Regions from separate parts of the Mus musculus genome. Here region 1 is linked to region 2. The links are chromatin loops, found by intact Hi-C in ENCODE. Cell type or tissue: heart. All regions are shown on one strand.

Region 1 (2,500 bases), 190 kb after region 2:
AATTCTAGGAATTCTAGAATTTCCTCCTTGATTTCTTCGGCACCTTCTGTTTGTTCAGAAGTGTGCTATTTGTTTGCAGCTTTTGTAGTTCTATTGTTTCTATTGCTGTTACTTTCAAGTTTTGTTCTATGGTTTAATAAAAAAAAACATGGTTCATTCCATTTTTAAAAAATTTCTTAAGACTTACTTTGTGACTTATAGTATGATCAATTTTAGAAAAAACTCCATGTGCCACGGTGAATAATCTCTATTCCCTATCTGTTAGATGGGATATTCTTTAGAAATATTAGAGCCTTTTGATCTATAGGATAATTTCACTCTAAGGTGTCTTTGCTGAGATTGAGTTTGGATGACTTACCTAAAGATGATCATGGGGTATTCAAGTCTCTCTCCATGGTCGTATCAGAGTCTACCTGAACTGTCATGCTTGCTTAGTGCATTTGATGACATTGAGAACTCTTTCATTGCCTAGATGTTCACGATTGTGGAATTCCTCTTGAGGCATCAGCCCCTTTATTAACGTATGACCATCACCCTTTTCACATCTCTGTAGTTTGAAATTCAAGTCTACTTTACCAGAAATGAGAATAGCTGCTTGCTTGTGGCTTTTGGGTCTCTTTCAGGAGGCTGCTAAATGTACAGCTGTGTTCAGTTTGGCTTCTTGTCCTGGACCCCACCCACCTTCTTCCCTGACATTTTCAAGTATCTTGCCACTGCCTTTGAGATCCAGGATCTCTTCAACTATTCTTTCCTTATTCTGATTCATTTCATATGCTTCATTTTTCTCCCATCACTGGTCCTGCACTAGTGCTGTGGTGATCTTTGTATTCAAGAAATGGCATTGCAATGCTTGACTCACAGTGAGTCTGCCTTAACCAAACAGTACACTGGAGAACCTGGCTAGCAGTGACTCTGGATGACATGCCTGGGTCACCCTTATCTGAGGGAGGCACAGAGAGGTGTAGACACTCATTCACAGTTCATTCTAAACAATGCACCAACAGAAGGTCTAAGACAAAGCTGGGTTTGGGTCGCCCTCTAGTGTTGAAACGGTGATAACAGACAAAAGTATCCTTATGGCAAACCCGGTCTTGGGGTGACAGCAAGTGCTGAGATTGTAGGGGTGACAACAATGTCGGAGGAAATAATCAGTCTGCTTAGAATTTCTGGAAAAGAAAGCACAGACTTCAATAAATGCAGGATTTTAATGCACAGATTGCATTGCACACTGAGCAACATTAAGAACTTCCAGTAAAAAGAGATGATTAGGAATTGATAAAGAAGCTAGAAGAAAGGGAAGAGAAAGGAACAAAGGCAGTAAGTAGAAAACAGATATGATCAATACCTGATTTCATGTATGGAAAGGCCAGTGAATCCCATTTCTATGTACTAGAAATATGCGTTAATTTAAATTTTTCCAAAGCTGGGGGAAGGGGGAAAATTTCAATGATCCATGACCCCATCTAAGAGTGAAAATGAGGTACAGAAATCAGTCATAACCAACAGGGATAAAGCCTAAAGTGGAGGTTTAGAGCAGCTGTGCAGTGGTTTGAATGAGAAATGTCCCCCACAGGCTCCGGTGTCTGAACACGTGGTCTCCAGTTGGTGGCGCTGTTGGGGCAGGCTTGGAAGTGCTGGAAGGAGACCATCAAAGGAAAGGGAAGCCTTTGAGGGTATAGAGCTCCATTGTACTTTCAGTTTGCTAACATTTAAAGATGTGTGCTCAGCTTCCTGCTGTTGCTATCCTGTCTGCTACTTGCTACCATAGCTTCTGCCATGACTGGATCTGATCCCTCTGGAACCATGAGTCCAAATAAAATCTTTCTAATATAAGTTTCCTTGCACATGGTATTTTATCACAGCAACCAAAAAGGTAACTAATAAAAACAGTTAAGGAAGCCAGACAAGTTCAAGAAAACACACACACACACACATACCCTCAATACTCTAATAGAGAAACTTAGTAAAGAAATAGTAGTCACTCTTTTTAAATTAAACAAAAATCTTTGAACTGGAAATACATTTAAATAAGTAAATTAAGTGAAATAACAAATGTTGAAAAAAGCACCAGTATTAAATATATCAAAGGAAAAGTGGGTGAGGCTGAATTCAGACTTATTAAAGAAAAGAGTGAAGAAGAATGAAGAAATTGGGAGAATGTTGGGGTCACACTAAAGGCAAAAAAGAAAAATATGGATTATTGCAGTTCAAAGTCCTCTGGAAGTCAAAGGGAGCTTACTCAAAGAGATAATAGCAGAAAATTTCCCAAACAAAGGAAGATACAAATATTCAAATATAGACCCTAGTGGACCCCCAAGACATTATAATCATGCTTTCAAAGGTCAAAGACCATGAGAAAATCTTCAAAGCACGGAGAGAAAAGAAGTGGACAGACTGCAGAATACTCATGTTGTCTGAGCACCCCAGGAGAGAATGGTGGGAGAGTTTCCTGGTACCAAGGAAAGCACTGACCAACCAGAAGGCTGTACCCAGCCAAAAT
Region 2 (2,500 bases):
ACCCTCCATAGAGCAATGGCTGCTGTATAATAGCCTCTAAGCCCTCCCACAGCAGCCCCGACCACGTCAAGGGACCTAAAGACTACAAAGGTTCCTTTAAAAAGGAACTGCTTTCTTGGCTAAGATGTAGAGTCTTACGTCCCTTGAAACAACCTGCTGCCTGGAAATCTACAAAAAGGTGGCCCCAAATTATTTCTGGGAGATTGACATTGGCATTTATTTTATTTTATTTTTCATGAATAACCGTTACAGAAAGAGAACTGAGAGTCTGTCTTATCTTTATGGATTTAAATTTGCTTTCCTTCCAGTCAAAGGCTCAGATAAGAGGGTGTACTAGCTGGTTTCATGTGTCAACTTGACACAAACTGGAGTTATCACAGAGAAAGGAGAGTCCCTTGAGGAAATGCCTCCATGAGATCCAGTTATAAGGCATTTTCTCAAGTAGTGATCAAGGGTGGGAGGGACCATTGTGGGTGGTGCCGTCCCTGGGCTGGTAGTCCTGGATTCAATAAGAAAGCAAGCTGAGCAAGCCAGGGGAAGCAAGCCAGTAAAGAACATCCCTCCATGGCTTCTGCTTCCTGACCTGCTTGAGTTCCAGTCCTGACTTCCTTTGGTGATGAACAGCAATGTGGAACTGTAAGCTGAATTAAACCCTTTGCTCGCCAACTTGCTCCTTGGTCATGATGTTTTGTGTAGGAATAGAAACCCTAAGACAGATGGGAGAAAAAGAGAGAGGTAGACGAGAGGAAGGCAGGATGACAGGGCTTCAGAGGGGAAAGGAAATCTACATGCCATCCCTATACCACCAACCAGCGGTCCACCCATATACAGCCATTCATGCTTCAGGACCACGGCTTACCTGACTCAATGCTGTCCTTCGCGCTCTGGCCTGGAACACCTCCCAGTCTGCCCTACCTCACTTCTGTATTCTCTAATGCTGTATAAAAACCTAACCCACCCTCCACCCCCAGCCACACCTAACCGAACCGACAGGGTTAGACCATCCAAAGACTTCCTGGAGGAGCAGATCTCTATCTGGCGCACTAGTCACTTCAGCGCTGTGGGACTCTGGGCTTAAACCTGTCAAGTCAAACACTTTCAGAGCTGAAAGCCATCTTCGGGGTCCACCCAAAGCAGTCCAGCTCCTGTCTCCTATTCATTCCCCACCGTGGCCATCAGATGGCACCAGGGTTCCACAAGCCTTCCGGGAAGCTCGGCCAGGTGTCTGCTATCCCTTCACAAGTACCTTTGTTACTCCTTCCAAGTCTGTGGGAAGGACCTTGGAGCCTCACTGCTCTCTGGAGCAAGTTTTGTATGTCTGGGCCTCTTACAGCTGAGCTGAGCCAGTCCCTCCATTTGCATGGTGCACGCTGTAGCACCTGGTACAGGAAATCACAACCCCTGTGGGCCATAGACCGCTGCTCTGGGACTTGGTAGGGTCCTAGGATGGCTGAGCCTAGGCAGTGTCAAGAGATCTGGCTTGATCACATAGAGGTTGTTTCTGGTTCCTCCAGTCCATTTCCCCTTTCCAGCCTCCTGCCTCAAACCATACCGTTTCTGGTTTAAGCAGGGGACTCAGACATTTGAGTTTCTTCCTAAAGCTACTTTATATTAATTTGTCTTCCTGACAATTCTTAATAAAATGACCAATTTAAAACGTTATTTGCTGAGTAACCCCCCCCCCTTTTTTTTTTTGCCAGTTTTCTTAAGTAGCTTGATTTCCCAGTGTTCCATGCTGTGGTCAGCCTCATGGTCTGACAGGAGCATCTTTGACCAGAGCGGGTGTGTGGTTTGTGATGTGGGATGAGTGTGAGTGTGTGTGTGTGTTTACAAGCTTTGTAAACAAGGCTAAAAATAAATTTAGGGCCTGTGAGGACAGAGGAAGAGCAAGGGAACCTAACTTTAGAAAAGTCACCAATTGCTAGAAAGGCCACAGAATATATGTCAGCCATTGCACATGATGCACATAACAGGCAATCGATCTGAAAGTCAAGCTTCAAGTCCACAGAATCCCCCCAGACAGATGCTCAATCAAAAATTCTCTCCTATCCCCCTCCCCTTGTCTCTCTTTCTCCTACCTGAGATGTTTCTCCTCTAAGTTGCCAGGCTGTAGAGAAAGGGCAGTATAGACAGGCCATCAATGCCACTTCCACTTCAAGTTGATACCTGCAGACAAGAGCTTGGGTTTAGACACCACCATCTTGATATTTTATAACCCTGTGCCAGGCAGAAACAAGTTTTTAAAAAGCTATTTGAAATCTCTCTTCTTTGGGGGGTGCCTCAAACACTCTGCTCCTGACAGCGCCAAGGTTCATTCCTGTCTCCACCTGTTTCAGTCCTGGGAATGATAGAGAAAATTCCTGAGCCCGTGGCTGTGGATCTTATTACTTCATGACCCGAGACACATCTAGGCTAGTGAAGTGCATCTCTAGTTTCTAAAGCCTAGAGGGCTCTGTTCTAATGAATGTTTTCACCTAGCAGTTCTCAGCCTGGGGTTGTA

What was found. A loop is a pair of places that touch in the nucleus more often than their neighbours do. Peaks named below come from ENCODE experiments on the same cell type or tissue, not always from the same donor. Only the 100,000 strongest peaks of a DNase experiment are listed, where the experiment ranks them.
Region 1: it touches region 2 in a loop (27-fold over the local background); 20 of 42 quality-filtered maps call a loop at or near these places.

Annotation. Positions count from the first base shown.
Region 1 is chr8:23,342,889-23,345,388 of GRCm38, reverse strand. No RefSeq gene overlaps it. Among named protein-coding and RNA genes, the nearest start is that of Gm24335, 54 kb to the right of the region's middle. In heart, a CTCF peak has its summit at 1,034 (motif pointing left); no DNase peak of the experiment used is centred here.
Region 2 is chr8:23,530,627-23,533,126 of GRCm38, reverse strand. No RefSeq gene overlaps it. Among named protein-coding and RNA genes, the nearest start is that of 4930413E20Rik, 2.6 kb to the left of the region's middle. In heart, a CTCF peak has its summit at 1,182 (motif pointing right); no DNase peak of the experiment used is centred here; H3K27ac peaks cover 427 bases.